2 separate regions of the Homo sapiens genome follow, and region 2 is linked to region 1. A link is an interaction called in ENCODE POLR2A ChIA-PET data of the cell type or tissue named here. Cell type or tissue: endothelial cell of umbilical vein. All regions are shown on one strand. Each heading gives the region's core, and the rest is flanking DNA. Links, peaks and the distances in the headings are about the cores only.

The links. ChIA-PET counts read pairs that join two places held together with the same protein. Peaks named below come from ENCODE experiments on the same cell type or tissue, not always from the same donor. Only the 100,000 strongest peaks of a DNase experiment are listed, where the experiment ranks them.
Region 2: POLR2A ChIA-PET joins it to region 1 with 6 read pairs; 2 of 35 experiments call an interaction of 5 or more read pairs at or near these places.

What each region holds. Positions count from the first base shown.
Region 1 is chr19:48,259,979-48,266,388 of GRCh38, reverse strand. ZNF114-AS1 (ZNF114 antisense RNA 1) reads left to right here. Exons shown (of 3, transcript XR_936008.4): 3 at 3,205-3,489. Among named protein-coding and RNA genes, the nearest start is that of ZNF114, 6.9 kb to the left of the region's middle. RefSeq lists a silencer at 6,102-6,282 and an enhancer at 6,255-6,410. In endothelial cell of umbilical vein, for the core only: no CTCF peak of the experiment used is centred there; no DNase peak of the experiment used is centred there.
Region 2 is chr19:49,158,217-49,164,626 of GRCh38, reverse strand. TRPM4 (transient receptor potential cation channel subfamily M member 4) reads right to left here. Exons shown (of 25, transcript NM_017636.4): 2 at 6,368-6,410. Among named protein-coding and RNA genes, the nearest start is that of TRPM4, 3.6 kb to the right of the region's middle. RefSeq lists a silencer at 5,610-5,796. In endothelial cell of umbilical vein, for the core only: no CTCF peak of the experiment used is centred there; a DNase peak (open chromatin) is centred at 2,466.

The sequences.
Region 1 (6,410 bases), core at 2,345-4,844:
GAGACTCTGTATCAATAAATAAAAAATAAAAAATAAAAATATCACTATGTATGTTTAAAAGATGAAGAGTTAAAAAATGCTTTACTGTCTTACATGAATACTCCCTTACAATGAAAAGTAATCATCATTCAGGACATCATAAAATATCCCGTTAATGTTGTCATTTCCCTGGTTCTTATTTTTACTTTATTGCTTTGCATAGAGATACAAATCATCCACTATAATAGGTTTTTGTGTGTGTGTGTTAATTCTTTGTTAATCTAAGTTGCCACTTATTTAATTCCATCCCCCCATTCAAACATTGCTATTGTTGTAGAAAGTAGGTCATTTTTTCTGTAAAATTTTCTTTGGTTTCAGTTTTGCCAATTAGATCCTTGTGTTGTCATTTAACATGTTTTTCTTTCTTTCTTTCTTTCTTTTTTGAGACGGAGTTTCGCTCCTGTTGCCTAGGTTGGAGTGCAATGGCGTGATCTCGGCAAACTGCAACCTCCGCCTCCTGGGTTCACACCATTCTCCTGCCTCAGCCTCCCGAGTAGCTGGGATTACAGGTGCCCACCACCAGGCCCTGCTAATTTTTTTTGTATTTTCAGTAGAGACGTGGTTTCACCATACTGGCCAGGGTGATCTCGAACTCCTGACCTCAGGTGATCTGCCCGCCTCAGCGTCCCAAAGTGCTGGGATTACCAGCGTGAGCCACTGTGCCCGGCCTTGGTTGCCTGTTTTTATGGTTATTTCTTCATGATATGGTAACCAAGGGGTGGATTATTCATGCCTTCCCTTTTTGGTCCACATAGGGTAACTTCCTGACGTTGCCATGGCATCTGTAAACTGTGATGGAGCTGGTGGGAGTGTAGCAATGAGGACCACCAGAGGTCACTCTCGTCGCCATCCTGGTTTTGGTGGGTTTTGGCCGGCTCCTTTACTGCAACCTGTTTTATCAGCAAGGTCTTTATGACCTGTATCTTGTGCCGACCTCCTATCTCATCCTGTGACTTAGAATGCCTTCATCATTTGGGAATGCAGCCCGGTAGGTCTCAGCCTCATTTTCTCCACCTCCTACTCAAGATGGAGTTGCTCTGGTTCAAATGCCTCTGACAAAATGTCTACGGAGGCCGGGCGCGGTGGCTCATGCCTGTAACCCCAGCACTTTTGGAGGTTGAGGCGAGTGGGTCATGAGGACAGGAGTTCAAGACCAGCCTGGCCAACATGGTGAAACCCCCATCTCTACTAAAAATACAAAAATTAGCTGAGCGTGGCGGTGGGCACCTGTAATCCCAGCTACTCAGGAGACTGAGGCAAGAGAATCATTAGAACCTGAGAGGCAGAGGTTGCAGTGAGCTGAGATCATGCCATTGCATTCCAGCCTGGGCAACAAGAGCGAAACTCCATCTCAAAAGAAAAAAAAATGTCTATGGGAGGTGGGCAGTCTCCCATAGCTGGGACATCAGCGGTCTGTGGTGACAGCCTGTCATCCCTCTGTCCCTTCACTAACCCCTCCCCTAGGAGCCTTTCAGTGCTGGGAACTGGCCCTAGCGTTCAGCTACCCCACACCACATTCCCAGGTTCCTAGCTCTTCAGCCCTGTTGTCTGCATGCCTCTGTATCAACTCTTGGTGTTTTTCCTACGAAGATCTTCTCTAAGTCTGTTGGTTTATCCAATATCTTGGTTTCTCTTGGTGGGAGTGGTGCTTCTGGGCTGTGTCCAGTCAGGCATCTTGACCCTCCTCTAGGCATGATTTTGAAAATTTAATCTGTTCCCTGACTTCCTGGAAACATAAGCTGGCTGGGAAATGGGCTTGCGAGACATTGTGACATCCCGAGGAGACTTCTCCTCATTGGGAGGGATCAGAGGCTGCCCTTGCTCTTCTCCCTTTTGTCTCTTGTGAGATGTGAAGCTTCATGTGAATATTGTGTGGAGCCAACACCATGGAAGGCAAGGTGGACACCTGGAGAAACGTTCCTTCCCTGTGGTGTTTTTGGAGCTCATGGATCAGCCTCCCTAGGGTCAGTCCTACCTTCTGTCCTTGCATTCAACGGAGCCAGGACACTCTCTTTATATTTTTACTGCATTGAAGTTGAACTTTCAGTCATTTGCCACACAAGAGTTTACACAGATCCAGAGGACATTGCAGATTGCTGCCCTGGGTGATTTAAAAAATTAATCTGGAGATGACATTAGGAGATAGAGCATTGTAGACCTGGATCCATTACTTGCCAGTTAATGGAAATTTACTTTTTTTTTTTTTTTTTTTTGAGACAGAGTCTCACTCTGTCTTCCAGGCTGGAGTGCAGAGGCACGATCTCGGCTCACTGCAACCTCCGCTACCTGGGTTCAACCAATTCTCGTGCCTCAGCTTTCCAAGTAGCTGGGATTACAGGCATGGGCCACCACGCCCGGCTAATTTTGTATTTTTAGTAGAGACGGGGTTTCTCCATATTGGTCAGGCTGGTCTCGTACTCCCAACCTCAGGTTATCCGCCAGCCTCAGCCTCCCAAAGTATTGGGATTATAGGCATGAGCCACCGTGCCCAGCCTGCATTTCATTTAACTTTGCTACACTGTATATGTTGTGTAGGTACTGGACAAATGGGTCCTAATTTTATAATATCTAGTATCTAGATATTAAAGAGTTTGTCAATATAAGACAAAACTAGAGTTAGTAAACTAATATATTTTGTACACTTTGTGTTAAAATTAATTAAAAGGCTATCTTCCGAAAAGGACTTTTGGAAGTGAAATGGTGATTATTTTCCTTGCCTTCCATTCTTCTCTCGTACAACTCTAATCATTTTTCTTGCCTAAATTGTCACCTTGATTTCTTTAAAATACTTGGGTTTAGGGACCGTTGTCTAATCCATTACCTTCACCGGCTCTGCTATGACATTTTTTAAAGATTAGATTTTTAAAATAATGGCTTTATGGATATATAGTTCACAAACCACACAATTCACCCACTTAAACTATACAATTCAATGTTGTATATATAGTATAGTTATGAAGTTGTACAACCACCACCACACTCAGTTTTAGGACAGCGTCATCACCTCAAAAAGAAACTCATTAAGTGGCACTCCCCGTTCCCCACAGGCACGCACACCCAGCCACAGGCACCCACGCATCCACCTTCTGTCTCCATAGGTTTACTCATTCTGACGTTTGATTTAATAGGAGTTGTTATGGACTGAATGTATGTGTCCACCCTCAGGTTCACGTGTTGAAATCCTAACTCCAAATATGATGATAGGAGGAGATGGGGCCTTCGGGAGGTGATGAGGTCATGAGGGTGGAATCCTCATGAATGGTCTCAACGCCCTTAGAAAAGAGACCCCAGAGACCTCGCTCCCGCTTTCTACTGTGGGAGAATGCAGCAAGAAGTCAGCCGTCTATGAACAAGGAAGCAGGTCCTCTCCAGGCACTGAATGTACCAGTGCCTTGATCTTGGACTTCCCAGCCTCCAGAACTATGACAATAAATTCTGTTGTTTAAGCTACATGGTCTATGATACTTTTGTTAAAGAAGCCCAAAGTGACTAAGACAGGCATCAAACAATATATTGTCCTTTGTGATGGATCCTTTCACTTTGCATAATGTTTTCAAGGTCTATCCATTTTATACCACATAACAGCACCTCCTTTGCTTTCATGGCTGAATAATATTCCACCGTATGGAGACACCACGTATTCTCTGTCCATTCAGCAGACGATAGACATTTGGGTGAGTTCCACTTTGGGGCTGTTATGAAAAATGATACTGTGAATATTCAGGTACGAATTTCCATGTGGACAGATTATTTCCTTCTCTTGGGTGCATACTTAGGAGTGGAGTTGCTGGGTCATATGGTAACTCTATGTTTACCCTTCAAGGAACTGCCAGACTGTTTTCCAAAGCGCCAATTTCCATTCCCACCAGCAGTGTAGGAGGGGGCCAGCTTCTCCATATCCTCACCTATAATTGTTATTATGGGCCTTTTAAAAATGGCCATTCTAGTACGTGTAAAGTGATATCTTATTGTAATTTTTGAAGATTAATTTTTATATAGTGGTAAAAATAGATATTATTAATAGCATTGTAGACACTTTGGATAACAGAAAAGAAAATTAGTGAATTACAAATTGCTCAAAATCCAAACACCCATAAATAATCCATCTTAACTTTTTGACTATTTGGTTTTATTAAATATATTAAAATGGGGTGACCGGGCACGGTGGCTCAGGCCTGTAATCTCAGCATGTTGGGAGGCTGAGGCAGGTGGATAGCCTGAGCCCGGGAGTTCCAGACTTGCCTGGTCAGCATGGCGAAACCCCATCTCTACTAAAAATACAAAAATTAGCCGGGCATGGTGGTGCACGCCTGTAATTCCAGCTACTCCAGAGGCTGAGATAGGAGAATTGCTTGAACCCAGGAGGCGGAGGTTGCAGTGAGCTGAGATCTTGCCACTGCACTCCAGCCTGGGTGACAGAGTGAGACTCTGTCTTCAGAACAAAAAATAAATAAAAAAAATAGTGTAATACTCTGCCTATTTTTTAAAACGAACTATTTGTATCCAAGGAATGCAACTTAATTTTAATAAATCAAATTGTGTTTAACACTCACCATCATACAGCACTCCACTGTCTCACCATCCTCTCTCTGCAATATTGTTTCAAGCATCTTTAAACAGACAAGTAGGTTTACCATTTCTGGTTGCAGGGAACTAGTGGGTGCACCTCTGAATCACCCACAAGTTGATCTTATCCATAGATCAAGTCTTAACACCATCTTGGAACAAAGCCCTACAATTTTGTTTGTGCGATTACAGTGTGTCCAGCATAGTGTGGCCTCAGACTCTGTGCTGTTTATTTAAGATGCTGAAAAAAAATGCGTGACCAGATCAGTTTCCATACTGAGTTGAGCTCTTCACAATTACTATTAGAGATTTACAGATCAAAACAAGAATTCTGGGCAGATACATCAGGCTCTTGCTGTGACATTGCACGTAATTCTGTCAGTAGACAAGGCTAGAGAGGGTATACTTTTATATTATATTACCACATAAAACAAGCTGTAATTATATCTCTGCTACTGAGCAATGCAAAACCAACTCCTAATAAGCACCATATTAAGACTAACAGTAAAGCTGCTGAATGAAATTCACAATTTCTTTTGTGGTAGTTTTTGTTCTTTGTTTGCATCTCACTATTGTTATATAGTCACGTCATTTTGAAGTTCTTCACAACTTAAGAAGAAAGTGTAACAATTGAATTAATTATTCAAAGTTCACTTTGGTTGCAATATTTTGGTTTGTTTTTATTCTGAGGGAACTGGCCATTTAATATTGGAGAGTTCTAAGTTCTTTTTTGTTTTTTTTAGACGGAGTTTCTCTCTTGTTGCCAAGCTGGAGTGCAATGGCGCGATCTCAGGTTCAAGCAATTCTCCCGTCTCAGCCTCCTGAGTAGCTGGGATTACAGGCATGCGCCACCACACCTGGCTAATTTTGTATTTTTAGTAGAGACAGGGTTTCTCCATGTTGCTCAGGCTGGTCTTGAACTCCCGACCTCAGGTGATCTGCCTGCCTTGGCCTCCCAAAGTTCTGGGATTACAGACGTGAGCCATCGTGCCCAGTCTGAGAGTTCTAAGTTCTTAGAAGGTGGTTGTGTTTACCTACTAAAATTTTATTGGTAGCAATAATCATCTAATGGAAATTCAGAGAAGTGATTTTAAAGATTTGAATTCCAAAACCCTATACAAACGTTTTATTTTACCACCAATGAATTTATCTGCAACACCTGAGTTGTGGGGCGGAAAGCCACCCAGGTGCCGAGGCGAGAGACCGAGGGCACGAGCTGTTCCAGTATAATAAAGAAAATATAGAAAATAAGAATAGTTATACTAGATCTAGATCATAGATATGATTATATATGAATATCATTAATCATTAGTTTGTAGCAATTACCCTTTATTCCAATGTTATAATAATCCTCGCTCTACAATCATAACCTAGGAAAAACCAGGCCATACAGAGATAGGAGCTGAAGGGGCACGGTGAGAAGTGACTAGAAGACGAGAGTGCGAGCCTTCTGTCACACCCAGACATGGCCACTAGAGGGCTCCCTGGTCTAGCGGTAATGCCGGCGTCTGGGAAGGCACCTGTTACTTAGCGGACCTTGGTCTAGCGGTAGCGTCAGTGCCTAGAAAAGGCACCCGTTACTTAGTGGGCCAGGAAAGGGAGTCTCTCTTTCCCCGGGGGAGTTAGAGAAGACTCTGCTCCACCGTCTCTTGTGGAAGGCCTGACATCAGTCAGGCCCGCCCGCAGTTATCCGGAGGCCTAACCGGCTCCCTGTGATGCTGTGCTTCAGCGGTCACGCTCCTGTTTCACTTTCATGTTCCACTCTGTACACCTGGCTCCGCCCTCTAGATAGCAGTAGCAGAATT
Region 2 (6,410 bases), core at 1,237-3,736, 900 kb before region 1:
GTGGATCATCTGAGGTCAAGAGTTTGAGACCAGACTGGCCAACATGGTGAAACACTGTCTGTACTAAAAAAAATACAAAAATTAGCTGGTCGTGGTGGCGGGTGCCTGTAATCCCAGCTACTCAGAAGGCTGAGGCAGGAGAATTGGTTGAACCCAGGAGGCAGAAGTTGCAGTGAGCCATCACACTATTGTACTCCAGCCTGGGAGACAAGAGCGAAACTCCATCTCAAAAAAAAAAAAAAAAAAAAAAAAAAAAAAAAAACTAAGGAAAGAAAGGAAGGAGGGAGGGAGAGAGACAGAGAGGGAGGAAGGAAAGGAAGGAAGGAAGGAAGGGAGGGAGGGAGGGAGGGAAAGAGAGAGAAAGAAAGAGAAAGAGAGAAAGAAAGAAAGAGAGAGAGAAAAGAAAAGAAAAGAAAGAGAAAGGAAGAAAGAAGGAGAAAAATGTATCTAAATTCTTTGTTCCAGATTCCAGGAGTTCAGATATCAGGGGAGACCTGTATTTACACAAACCTAGTGAGCAGATTTAAGAGCAATTTTACAGAAGGGATAGCAGAGGTGCTACAAGGATTTGGCAAAAGCCGTAAAGACACTAAAAGAACGGCTAACTGATCCACACATGGGATGAACCAAACACACTTAGGCCAGGTCCTGGCACAGTGAGAACTACAATAAAGTGTCTTCTTCATTCCTGAGTCTACCTCCAGGGCCCTGGCATGCCTCAGTTTACCGACTTTGTCCGTTCACCCATTTCAGCTCCATCCTTGAATCCCCTAGTTCCCCTGCAGCTACTTCCAACACCTGCAGCTACTTCCCAGAAAGTTTGCTCTTCTGAGCAAAACTTCAAGGACGGCTGGGCACAATCCAAGCACTTTGGGAGGTCAAGGCAGAAGGACTGCTTGAGCCCAGGAGTTTGAGAACAGCCTGGGCAATAGAGCGAGACCCCATCCCTACAAAAAAAATTGTTTTAATTAGCCAGGTGTGGTGGTGCACGCCTGTGGTTCCAGCTACTCAGGAGGCTGTAGCAGGAGGATCACTTGAGCTCAGGAGTTCAAGGCTGCAATAAGCCATGATCACACCACTGCAGTTCAGGCTAGGCAACAGAGCAAGACCATGTCACTAAAAATAAGAAATAAGGCCGGGCATGGTGGCTCATGACTGTAATCCCAGCACTTTGGGAGGCCAAGGCGGGCGGATCATGAGGTCAGGAGTTCGAGACCAGCCTGGCCAACATAGTGAAACCTTATCTCTACTAAAAATACAAAAATTAGCCGGGCATGGTGGTACGCGCCTGTAGTCCCAGCTACTCAGGAGGCTGAGGCAGGAGAATCACTTGAACCTGGGAGACGGAGGTTGTGATGAGCAGAGATTGTGCCACTGCACTCCAGCCTGGGCAACAGAATGAGACTCTGCCTCAAAAAAAAAAAAAAATAATAATAATAAAATAAAAGCTCTTCACGGAATAGTCTGGAGCTTGTACTGTCCAATGTGATAGCTGCATGGGTTCTTTGTAGCCATGGAGCTCTTTCTGTTCTAATAAGTTAAAATTAAATCAAATAAAAAATTCAGGTCAAGTGCAGTGGTTCATGCCTGTAATCCCAGAACTTAGGGAGGCCAAGGTGGGCGGATCACCTGAGGTCAGGACTTTGAGACCAGCCTGGCCAACATGGTGAAACCCTGTTTCTACTAAAAATACAAAAATCAGCTTGGCATGGTGGCGGGTGCCTGTAGTCCCAGCTACTCGGGAGGCTGAGGCAGGAGAATGGCATGAACCCGGGAGGCGGAGGTTGCAGTGAGCCAAGATTGCACCACTGCACTCCAGCCTGGGCGACAGAGCGAGACTCCACCTCAAAAAAAAATTCAGTTTCTCAGGTACAATGGCCATATTCCAAGTGCCCAGTAGCCCCCTGTGGCCAGGACTGCCATATTGGATGTAGACATAGAACGTTTCCAAAATCGTGGAAAATTCTGACATTCAGTGCTAGGAGCCATTCCTTCTGCACAGCTTGCCTCCTACACTCTTTCCTCGGTGGAGCCACAGAAACTGAAATAAATTGTTTTTTTGTTTGTTTGTTTGTTTTGTTTTGTTTTGAGATGGAGTCTCGCTCTGTCTCCCAGGCTAGAATGCAGTGGTACGATCTCAGCTCACTGCAACCTCTGCCACCTGGGCTCAAGCGACTCTCGTGCCTCAGCATCCTGAGTAGCTGGGATTACAGGCATGTGCCACAGTACCTGGCTAGTTTTTGTATTTTTAGTAGAGATGGGGTTTTACCACATTGGCCAGGCTGGTCTCAAACTCCTGACCTCAAGTGATCAGCCCACCTCGGCCTCTCAAACTGCTGGGATTACAGCTGTGAGTCACTGTGCCTGGCCTGAAATTGTTCTTGATAAAAATCATCAATTTCCTGCCTGGCTCCATATACAACGGCCCTTATTCAGGTTTCATCTGACTGTATCACAAGTGGCCCTGGCTACAGCTGAAAGGCTCTCATTCTGGAAACCCTCTCCTTGGCAGGATACCCCTGCCCCTCTGGCCTTCCTCCCCGCCCCGGCTGCTTCATGCCTGACTTGTTTGTGGCTTTCTCTTGCTTTTCACCTCCCTTGAGTGTAGGTGTTCCCAGTGCAAGCCTTCCCTACATGATTCTCAAACCCAATGTGTGCAGAGGCCAGTCAAGTAACTCAACAGAAAGAAGTAGCCAGGGCCAGGAGCAGTGGCTCACACCTGTAATCCCAGCACGTTGGGAGGCCCAGGTGGGCAGATCACTTGAGGTCAGGAGTTCGAGATCAGCCTGGCCAACATGGTGAAACCTTGTCTCTACTAAAAGTACAAAAATTAGCCAGGCGTGATGGTGGGTGCCTGTAATCCCAGCTACTCGGGGGGCTGAGGCAGGAGAATCGCTTGAACCCAGGAGGCAGAGGTTGAAGTGAGCCGAGATCGCACTACTGCACTCCAGCCTGGGTGATAGAGCGAGACTCCGTCTCAAAAAAAAAAAAGAGGTAGCCGGGTATGGTGGCTCTCGCCTGTAATTCCAGCACTTTGGCAGGCAGAGTGAGGTGGGAGGCTCACTTGAGTCCAGGAGTTGGATACCAGCCTGGTCTGGTATCAAAGGGAGACCCGGTTTCTACAAAAAATTTTAAAATTAGCCAGGCATGGTGGTGCATGCCTGTGGTCCCAGCTACTCCGGAGGCTCATGTGGGAGGATCGCTTGAGCCCAGCAGGTCAAGGCTGCAGTGAACCATGATCGTGCCACTCCAGCCTGGACAACAGAGCAAGACCCTGTCTCAAAAAAAAAAAAAAAAAAAAAAGAGAGAGAGACAGAAGACAGATATTTTTAAATGCTCTTCTAAACACACACACACACAAACACACGCACACAATTGGCTATAGAATTGCCAGTTTGCAACTCCCCTGACTTTACACGTTGTTTTCCCTGTGACGTCTTACCTACTTCCAGTTTCAATTACCAGCTACAACTCGGACCTCTCAGATTCTGGACATTAGTCCAGACCTTTCCCAATCTCAGTCCCCACATGCCCCTCGGTCCCCCTAGGCCGCTCATATGCACAGATTCCCACATTGCACTCAGCGACATTTCCCAAACCTGCTTGCCCTCCTGAGCTCTCCATCTCAGGGACAGCCCCACTGTGTCCCAGTCAGCAGAGCATACGTCCCGGAGCCATCCACCGATGGCGGCACCCCCTCTCTCCCTCATCACCCTCATCAAGCCCCAAGCTCTGCCTTCCTGCCCCCTGAGTCTTTGCCCCATGCCCTCCTCTCTGTGTCCCGAAAGCCCTGACCTGGCTCAGGCCACTACCCCTCCCGCTCAGACGCTCTCTACAGCCTCCTCCCGAGCTCCTGTTCATCCTCTCCCAGCCCCAGAAAGTTTTTCCACACCCAGAGCCAACCCCACTGCTGCGGTGATGCCCCAGCTCCCAAGGACAAGATCCCAGCCCCTTAGGGTGGCCTCTGACACCCTGCAAGCTCTGGCCCTGCCCTCCTCTGCAGCCTCTTCTCTCATGACAGTGCTCCCTGCACCCTGAACTTTGATTCATATTCAAGCCAAACCATATGGTCCTTAGCAAGGACTTTGCACATGCTGTTCAAATCACTTTTTTCTTTCTTTCTTTCTTTTTTTTTTTTTTTTTGAGATGGAGTCTTGCTCTGTCACCCAGGCTGGAGTGCAGTGACGTGATCTCTGCTCATAGTAGCCTCCGTCTCCCAGGTTTAAGTGATTCTCCTGCCTCCTGAGTAGCTGGGATTACAGGCATGCGCCAATACGCCCAGTTAATTTTTGTATTTTTAGTAGAGATAGGGTTGCACCATGTTAGCCAAGCTGGTCTCGAACTCCTGACTTAGGTGATCCACCCGCCTCGGCCTCCCAGATTGTTGGGATGACAGGCGTGAGCCACAATGCCCGGCCCCAAATCGCTTTCCATGGGCCTCTCTCCAGCTCACTTTCAAATGTCACCTCACTAGCCACTCTTCCTCCCTCCAGAAACCATTAGTGACATTTTGTGTCCCCTCCCAGTCTTAAGCAAACACCTCCTCCCAGCTCTCACAGAGCCCAGTGGCTCGTCTTTGGGAGCTGCAACCCCTTGCCTTACTATAATTATCTTCTGCGTTTCTTCCTCCTCAGGCCAGACCAGAGTTTCCTAAATTGTCTTGACCACACTGACCTATCAGTAAAAAGGTTTTGAGCACTCACGTCCAACAAGCGCATATCTGTTTATTTATCCATCATTTACAAGCCATACTGCACTAATATATAGTCATAACAAAATACACACTGAAGTAGGAATGTGGATACTTCCCGCACCCCAAAAACTGTCTTGAAAAACAACTAGAGGGCTGGGCGCGGTGGCTCACACCTGTAATCCCAGTACTTTGGAAAGCCAAGGCAGGTGCATTGCCTGAGATCAAGAGTTCAAGACCAACCTGGGCAACAGGGTGAAATCCCGTCTCTACTAAAATACAAAAAATTAGCTGGGCATGGTGGTAGGCACCTGTAATCCCAGCTACTAGGGAGGCTGAGGCATGAGAACTGCTTGAACCCAGGAGGTGGATGTTGCAGTGAGCTGATATCGCAACACTGCACTCCAGCCTGGGCGACAGAGCCAGACTCTGTCTCAAAAAAACAAAAAACAAAAAACTAGAAAGCCTGGGCCAGGTGCGGTGGCTCACACCTGTAATCCTAGCGCTTTGGGAGGCCGAGGCCGGCGGATCATGAGGTCAGGAGATCGAGACCATCTGGCTAACACGGTGCAACCCCGTCTCTACTAAAAAAAAAATACAAAAAATTGGCCCAGCGCGATGGCTCACGCCTGTAATCCCAGTACTTTGAGGGGCTGAGGCGGGCGGATCACAAGGTCAGGAGATCGAGATCATCCTGGCCAACACGGTGAAACCCCGTCTCTACTAAAATACAAAAAATTAGCCGGGCGTGGTGGCGGGCGCCTGTAGTCCCAGCTACTCGGGAGGCTGAGGCAGGAAAACGGCGTGAACCCGGGAGGCGGAGCTTGCAGTGAGCCGAGATCGCGCCACTGCACTCCAGCCTGGGGGACAGAGCGAGACACCGTCTCAAAAAAAAAAAAAAAAAAAAAAAAACTAGAAAGCCTGGATCCGCTTGAGAGGCCGTCACTGAAGGGCGGGAGCTCCTCGCGGACGCACACACCCTATCTAGCTCAATTGGTGTCCCCGGCCACCAAGACAGGGCCCGCCCGCGGTAATAATTGCCACCTCCCAGTGGGAGCTGCAGATATTTCCCAGCGTCCTGTGCTGGGCGCTGTGCCAGGAATATCACAAGCATTAACTTGTTTAATTCTCATAATAACCCCAGGAGATCAAGCCTCTTTTGATGCCCAGATGAGAAACGGGACCCAGAGAGGTGAAATGATTTGCCCGAAGCCACACAGCACGTGTCCCAGGGGAAATTGGAACCCTGGCAGGGCCGTTGAATTAGGCTAAAGGGACCTTGGGAGCGCTGAGTGAGGGTTTCTTGCATGGATGGATGAATGAATGAATGAATGAATGAATGAATGAATGAAACAGAAATACCCAAAAGGGAAAGACAGAGACACAGAAAGTGACACGAAGAGACAGAAGCACATAGAAGAGACATCGGGGAGGAAAGAAGCAGAACCGAGCCCTGGAGCGTCTACACTGACCCTGAGCGGGAGAATGGCGAATGGGGAATGAGGGGTGTCTACACAGACCCAAACGCTCCTAGAGGGAGAGCGTCGGCAAGGAACGCCCTTGGGAAGGTCCCCGAGTCCAGGAATGGGGAAGGAGCAGGGCTGGGGCGTGACCATCCGCGGGCGGGGTCAGCGGGCCGCGGACCCTCTGGGGTCAGTCCAGGGGCGAACTCCTCACCCCGGATCTGTGGAGTCAACTATGAACGTCGTGCAGGTCTTCT